Regions from separate parts of the Homo sapiens genome. Here region 1 is linked to region 2. The links are chromatin contacts, found by Hi-C in ENCODE. All regions are on one chromosome and are shown on one strand. The core of a region is the stretch at or near the end of the contact, and the rest is flanking DNA. Distances in the headings are between cores, read along the strand shown.

Region 1 (3,827 bases), core at 645-3,144, 2.2 Mb after region 2:
ATTCTCAAAAATTCAGTATTCTTTGAGAATACAGATCTACTAGTACTAATAGTTTCAGTGCATCTTAAGAGAAATAAGAGATACTTGGGCTTCTGAAGTATCCATTCAAAAAGGATTTACTAATATTAAATGCCTATATAAACTGAGGAGCTGTCAGGTTCTGAAAATATGAAGATCAGTAAAATGTGACTTTAGCCTTGAGGAACTCAGACTAATTGGAAAGACAGCAGTAAACAGTCAATTATACACAGTGTGATCAGCAGCCTGGTTGAAGACTCTAGAGAGTAGAAAGAAGCACATTGTGGGGTGTCCTCTGCTCCAGTCTTATGTCTGTCAGCATAGTATTCTCTTAGCTTCTGTATACTGCCTACATTTATGCGCAGTGTGTGTGTAGACATTGCGTGAAAGGGCTTATGTATGCCATCTCCTCTTCATTTATGTATATCAGCCTCTTACAGGTTGGTCCTATTATGGACCCCATATTGCAGCTGGGGAAAATGAGAAGAGATTTAAGGTCATAGTAAGTGTTGTATCCAGAATTCAGACCCAAAATTTTTGCTCTAAACCAGTGCTCTGTATCACCCCTCTCAGAGAAGCCTTTATCTGGAGCAGTGGTTCCCAACCAGGGGTGATTTTACCTCCCAAGGGACATTTGGCAATGTCCTCAGACATTTTTAATTGTCAGCACTGGCATCTAGTAGGTCGAGGTCAGCAATGTTGCTAAACATCCTCCAATGCTCAAGAAAGCTCCTCAGACAAAGAATTATCCAGCCTATGTCAACAGTGCTGAGGTCTAGAAACTGCTCCGGAGCACAGGGACACTCTTTTGTGTCAGCCTTCAAAACATCTTTTGCAATACTTAGAAACATTTTTTAAAAGAAGAGCATGGGGCAAAAATGCTGGACCAAGCTCATTAATATCTATTGAAGTGTGTTTTGTCATTTAGTGTCCCTGAATGTTTGGGATAAAGTCCCAAATGTAAAATTGAGAAAATAATGCCTTCTTTGTCTACCTCTGTGGGTTGCAAGGATCTGTGGAGGCTCTGTAAGAATGTGAGGAGATAACGCATACGAAAGCCTTGGACATGAAACATCATCCAAAACTCTTGGAGTCCTTGGTGTGAAAATATTAATGTGGGCCACAAGAATTAGATAAAGAAGATCCCACAGCAGGCTTCTTTTTGTTTACCCCGCCTACCTTGTCAGCTTACACCCCCTCTTCCTTCTCTTTATCCTCCCATTTTTGTAAGCGAGTTTGTTCCTGGTATTTACTGCATGGACTAAGCCATTTTTAGATGTATTTTTTGCTGAATATATACTTTTTTGATTTAGTATTTCTTGCCATATTACACCAGACTTAAGGCAGCTAATTTAAATTATATTTTTTCTTTATGTACTTTATACAAACATTCATGGATAGGGGGAGATATTTAAATACCATGCCTTTCTTCAAAATGAATAACAAGAACATTCAGCCCCCTTCATTCTGCCCTTTCAAGGTCTAACGTACTTGAAGGGGCAATACTTGTAGCATTTGCCACATAAATGCCAGGTAGTGTCTTTCCACATCGGGGCTCACCATTACCTAGATCTGTAGTTGCCGGCCATGAAGCCAAACAGGTGTGCACCGTGGTCATTGATGGAACAGATGTAAACTCATAAATTTAGTTTACTGAGGTTTTCGGTGAGTGTGGCTTCCCGTCCGCGTGCTTTTCCTATACAACCAGCGGCGTCCTGGCGGAGGAGTCACTGTGGACTTCCCCGGAGCGTTGTCACTGCCATCCCTCCCGCGGTGAATCACAGGTCGGCCTCAGGTGCGCGCAGCACACACCCGGAGCAGCCGCGGGTTTATTTATTTATTTCCGGGACGGATCCATTCCGGGCTCCGGGGAGGGGGAGCGGCGGCCCAGGCTGCGGGGCTGTCCCGGCACCGGCTGGGGTCGCGCCGCGGCCGCCTGCTCCCTTTCCCGTGAGCCCCCGCTCCTCAGGCGCGGCCGGGGCTGGTGGGGGGTGGGGGATGCAGGAAAGCTGGGGGCGCGGCCACCAAGCTGTCCAGGGACAAGGCCCTGCCGCCTCCTCCCAGCCGGACCCTGGAAGGGTCCACAAAGGTGTCAGGTTCAAGTCCTCCAATAGGCCCATTTTTTAAAAGTGCTTTTAAGTTTCCGCTTTTTTCAGGAGGGGAGGGCAAGAGCAGCTTTTTCTATTCAAATTCTTTTCCTTGTATGTAGATACCAAAAGGAAACTCGGCACTGGGCATGTTCGGATGTGAATGGTTTTGCTGATAAGCAACAGCCTCCGGAACCAAAGCCTCAAAATAGTCGTCTCCCCCGCCCCTCGCAGAAGCGGCGAGTGGTATCTGCCAAACAGATGACAAAGTACCTCCGACTGAATCCCACAGACAGCGCTTTGAGCAGAACGCACGGCTCAACTCATGTAATTACTGTTTATAGCTGGCCGAGCCTGACTAGGAGAGGGCAGACCCGAGAGGAAATCAGTTTCCCGGACCTTTGAGAGGAGGCTGTGTGTTAATTAAAGGCTAGGACGGGACGGGTACTTCTCAGACATGCTCCAAGTTGTTCTTGAGATCACAGTTCCCATCACATTTTCTCTGGAGGGAGTGAGTAGATAATTGGGATTTTTTTTTTATTTTTGGCCTTGTCTTTCTTCCTTTTTTTTACCTCTCCCCATTTTAGTCATATGGCCTTGAACCCACAGTGAATTGAAGAGAGAAAGAAATGGATATGTCTGACCCCAATTTTTGGACTGTGCTCTCAAACTTTACTTTGCCTCATTTGAGGAGTGGGAACAGGCTTCGGCGAACACAAAGGTAAAAACGCGGGGATCTCTGCCTGGAGAGGGAATGCTTTCACTTCCCAGGGGCCCACAGGCGGAGCTGCCTGAGCCCCTCAGGAGCTGGGGTTTTGTGTATTGGGTGACACTTTGAAAAGTTTATGCCCCGCTAGGGGAGGGGGTACTGTTTCAGGTATTTCTTCGTCCTTGTGGTTTCCTGGGTAACCCTGATAAATGTGCTTCTCATAGGTTTTCTCCTTTTGAAATGTGGATAATAAGACATTTCCTTGTGAGAGGTGGGGGAGAAAAAGGGAAAGAGGAGGAGATACTTTGTCTAAGTCTGTCCCTTTGACCTGATCATGTTTATCCATTTCATTCACCCAGTCATTGAGGCTTCTGGTACTTTTCGTTGAGCCCTTCAGATGTTCCTCTCTATTAAATATTTGACCTTTATAAGATGCAGATGTACGATGCAAGGATAGCCCAGGTTAGCTATTTCATACTATCTGTGGAGAGGCAGATCTACATAACTTTGTCATTTTGATTTTTCAATGGTTTGCTGGCATTTATTACTAATACAGGAGTGTCCTTTTCATTTTGTAACGTATATTTGATAGAAAAGATGGGGAAAGAAAAAGAATTTTAATGTCAAGATGAAGCTCATGCCACAAGTGACAGGCAGTTCCAAGAGTTTGCTGACACTTGTGTTGAGAGACTATGACTTTGAAGGAGGCATTTCTCACCACATTTGTGTCCAGCACAGAAAAGTAAGATTGTTGTACTTTTAGAGGGGCACACCTTTTGAGTTGTGTTAATACTGATTCTTTGTTTTCCTTCAAAACTTGCCTTGCATGTACATGTGAACATGCATGAGAGCAACTTTGCAGTCAGATAAACAGGATGCAGGCTCTCAGATTTGGAGCTTCACAATCTCTATGCTTCAGTGTTCAAAGAACCCAAGAAAATGGTTCGTTCTTTTTGGTTATACCTGTAACTTTTTGTAGTATAAATGTGGATATGTGATACTTTAGAAAACTT
Region 2 (3,898 bases), core at 1,365-3,864:
CACATTCTACACACCATCTAAGCAGAGTGCTCCACTCCCATAGCCTTACCTCCTATTATGTGTGTGGGTAACACCCAAATCATTGTCTTTGACTCTGACTTCTTTCCTAAGCTACAAATTATATCTCTTACTATTAACTATTTGCATTCCTATGTCTGACTAACCTCAACACAACAAGCCCCAGACTGGATGTCATCATCATCCCCTTAACCCCTGCCCCTTGTGAGGTGTTGTCATGTCAGTAAACAGCCCCACCCAATTGCTTAACAGTAAAACCCAGGTAAACCTCATTTCCTCTTTTACCTACCCACACTGAATCAATCACCAACTCCTAGTGACTCTACCACCAAAAATGTATCTTCAATTTATCCACTTCTCTCCTTACCTATTGAGACCACATCTCAGCCACACATCATTATAACTCACCAGAATTACTCCTAACTGGTAAACTTTGTCTCCAATCTACTTTCTAGCCAGAATTATCTTTCCAAAATGTGAATCTGCTTTAAAATCCTTAAATGGCTTCCTGCCATCTGTAGGATAATGCCAAACCTCTTGTCATGGCCTACAGGTCCTTAAAGAGCTGGAAACTACCTTGTAAGTTATCCTATACGATGGCAAAATGAATGAAGTACACAGTCTAGAGGAACCAGACTGACTTCTTGCTTTCCAGCTGTCTCATAATAGGCAAATTACTTGATTTCTTTGTCCCTCAGTGTCCTCATCTGTAAAATGGGAATATTAATACTCATTTCACAGTGCAGTTGTGAATATTAAATGAGATAGAATACAATGTTTGATATAGTATCTGACATATTTGACTTATAAATATTAGTCAATATTAGCTACAGTTACTATCTACTTAATTTCTCACTTACCTCCCATTTGTATTTGAGTTCTATCCACAGAAAACATCTTTCATTCTGACATATTTGACACATAAATATTAGTCAATATTAGCTACAGCTACTACCTCTGTACTTAATTTCTCACTTATCTCCCATCTGTATTTGAGTTCCATCCATAGAAAACATCTTTCATTTCCTCTTTTCACATATTTCCTCTTCCTTTACGTATCCAGTTCCTCCGACTGCAGTCTCCTCTCCCTTCAAGCCACCCCTCCTACAATTCAGATCTCCTCCTAAGTGCTACCTCCTTTGGAAAGTCCTTCTGCCCATCCTGTATGTGTTTGGTGCCCTTACTTTGTGCTAAGGTCTTGTATTTTCCTTGCCATGGCACTTGTCCCACTTTCTGTAAATTTCTCTCTCTTCACTGCTAAATTCTAAGTTCTGTGTGAAGCGTAACCATGTCTACCTTGCTCACCACTGTATTTCCAATGCCCAGTACCAGTGCCTGGCACACAGTAGGCTTAATAAAGAGTGTACATTTCCTCTCTCACAGCTCCAGATGTACTCCTCCGCAAACTTCAGTTAGTACAAAAGCACAGTGTTCCAATAACAGCTATCTGTAGAAGGAGGTTCAAAAAGGCTGCCACAGAATAAAGAACCTGGTCAAATAATACTGGGAAGTGCAGGTTTAAACAAAGTTAGGGTTCTGAACCATAGTAATTCTATAGTTCATAGTAATTCTATAGCAATTCATAGTATTCTATTCTAATAGAATAGAATCTTTTCTATTACTAAAGTGCGCTGGGAATTTCCAAGTTGGGAGGTGGGGTGGAGAAGTGTGTATTTCTGAAAATGTCTCCTGCAATCAGTGTTCTGCAGTGGCAAAGCTGGTTTGAGGAGATGCTTTCCGCTACTAGAACTTCCAAGTAAGCTGGTAGTTGAGGACGAGAAAATCTTTTAAGTAATTATTCTGCAGAGTTCACCGTTTTTAGGTCAGTAACTTCTGGACATAGAATTTGAGAGTTAGAAGAAATCTTATATATAATTCAACAAAGCTCCTTCTTTTTATAAGGAAACTGAGGCCCAGAAGCACAAAGCGACCAATCTATGGCCACGGAGCAGCTACATACAACAGGAAGAGCTAGGAGTAGAACCCGCACACCCGGTGGGTCCTAGCGACTTCTAAGACAAACGATGCCTCCGGTTACCTGGGTCGGCCAAGTGTTCCCACTTCAAGTTTTAGTTTTAAGCCATACCACAGTTAAGGTAGTTTTTCTCGGCCGCTTGCCCCCTTAGGCCTACAGTTACAGTCTCTCCCTCCTCCCTCCCTTCCACAATACACTTTCCCTGTAATCCCAAGCAGCTGGGGCTTGGCTCCTGGGGGGAAGATAGTTATTTTCTTTCCTTCAGAGTTTATGTTTGGAGTGTAAACTTTTTCATGTAAACAAAACAAACCTGTGAATTTTAAGGCCTCCGCCTAAATCCCCATGGGCGCTGCTCCGTACACGCCGCACCCTACCCTACCCTCCCTTGCGCTCCCTTCGGAGCTCGGACGCAGAGGCCCTGTAATTGCTCCTTACCTGGGACTGCCATGACGGTGGTAAGAGGGGTAACTCGAGCCTCTGGCTTTCGAAAAGGCGCTTGCTTCCCGCCAGCTGTGAGAACAAGGCACAGTCAAAGCGGCGTTTTCCTTCCCCCAGCGCAGCAGCACCCTCGCTACGGTCGGGAAGGGCCTGTACGCCTCTAGCGACGGCAGAACCAGTAGATGCGGATGCAGTTTCCGGACGAGTCATATTGCAGAAGACACATGGTCCGAACCATTACTGATAGTTTTGGAGGGGGAGTTAGTTTGATCTGCACACGAGAGTAGTGTAAACACCGCCAACACTTATGAAGTGTCCCTTCTAATATTGTAATACAAATAACATAAATAACATTAAGCTATGGTAACTTTACGGACTTTTCTCGTTCCCTGGAGTACATTGGAATAACCCTTCTCAGGGTTAGCGGTGCTCGGGTCCGGTAACAACATGGCGGCGTCCGTGAGGGGCTCCTTTGGGCAGGGGTAGTGTTTGGTGTCCCTGTCTTGCGTGATATTGACAAACTGAAGCTTTCCTGCACCACTGGACTTAAGGAAGAGTGTACTCGTAGGCGGACAGCTTTAGTGGCCGGCCGGCCGCTCTCATCCCCCGTAAGGAGCAGAGTCCTTTGTACTGACCAAGATGAGCAACATCTACATCCAGGAGCCTCCCACGAATGGGAAGGTGAGAGCCTCATCTAGGGAACTTGGGGTCCTGGGATCCCCAAAGTGAGATTTCCCGGATTTGGGGTGGGGAGTGGGTTTCAGGATCTCGTGGTAGGAAGAGACCACGAGAAGTGTTGTCTTTACTCCTGCATGTGGACAATGTTGCATCGAAACACTGATGTTGGTACTTTTCAGGATGTACTTGAAGAAGTCAAGTGGAGATTTCTCTACCTACCAGCATTCCGGTCCTATTTAATGCTTTAACCCAACTCATGCAGCCGATTTCTGGGGTCTTAGGTTTTTAAACAGACATTTTTGAGTTTGATATATTCTTTGCTTAACTAAGGTCATTCATTCTCCATTTCTTCTACAATCATTAATTGAACGCCTGCGAGGCACTGGGCACTGTACTAGGCGCCGGAGATACAAAGATGGATGGGTAAGGTAGTTGTTTTCCCGGAAAAGCTTATAGTTTAGTTTGTGAGACAGACAGGTAAACAAAAGCCTGTATGTCTGATAAGCGTGCTTGTGGAGAAGAGACCAGGTTGCTATGGCGGTACTGAGTAGTGAACAACTGGGGAAGTTAGGAAAAGCCTCATGGAAAAGATATCTTTTGAGCTGGTTTTAAAACCTGAGATGACTGTCAGTCAGAGAAAGTGGGAAATGGGGACTATTACCACATTAGAATGGGGAAAGGTTTCTCTGATTGATTTGATGGCTAATGTATGCCAATTCCCATCCAAGATGTTTGTATGCTGTACAAGGCAGAAGAGTCTGTTGTGGAATAAGTGTCACCTGAATTCTT

Evidence for each region. Hi-C counts contacts between places; a loop is a spot of excess contacts on that map. Pooled maps may share reads with other maps.
Region 1: a loop to region 2 is called in a map of B cell, with 15 times the contacts of the local background. The contact joins the promoter of MAST4-AS1 here to the promoter of SREK1IP1 in region 2. A Hi-C loop is called at or near these places in 6 of 168 maps with a recorded cell type or tissue (B cell, CD4-positive, alpha-beta T cell, CD4-positive, alpha-beta memory T cell and 2 more) and 7 of 50 pooled maps.

Annotation. Positions count from the first base shown.
Region 1 is chr5:67,002,260-67,006,086 of GRCh38, forward strand. MAST4-AS1 (MAST4 antisense RNA 1) reads right to left here and starts at 1,895. Exons shown (of 2, transcript NR_111908.1): 1 at 1,585-1,895. All of the region lies in intron 4 of MAST4 (microtubule associated serine/threonine kinase family member 4), which reads left to right. RefSeq lists a silencer at 1,773-2,112.
Region 2 is chr5:64,766,077-64,769,974 of GRCh38, forward strand. SREK1IP1 (SREK1 interacting protein 1) reads right to left here and starts at 2,615. Exons shown (of 5, transcript NM_173829.4): 1 at 2,429-2,615. The coding sequence starts at 2,441. It overlaps CWC27 (CWC27 spliceosome associated cyclophilin), which reads left to right and starts at 2,854. Exons shown (of 14, transcript NM_005869.4): 1 at 2,854-3,112. The coding sequence starts at 3,071. It overlaps LOC124900985 (a long non-coding RNA gene), which reads right to left and starts at 2,420. Exons shown (of 4, transcript XR_007058787.1): 1 at 879-2,420. RefSeq lists silencers at 164-303, 2,366-2,660 and enhancers at 1,899-2,625, 1,997-3,196, 2,348-2,437, 2,588-2,907, 2,626-3,350.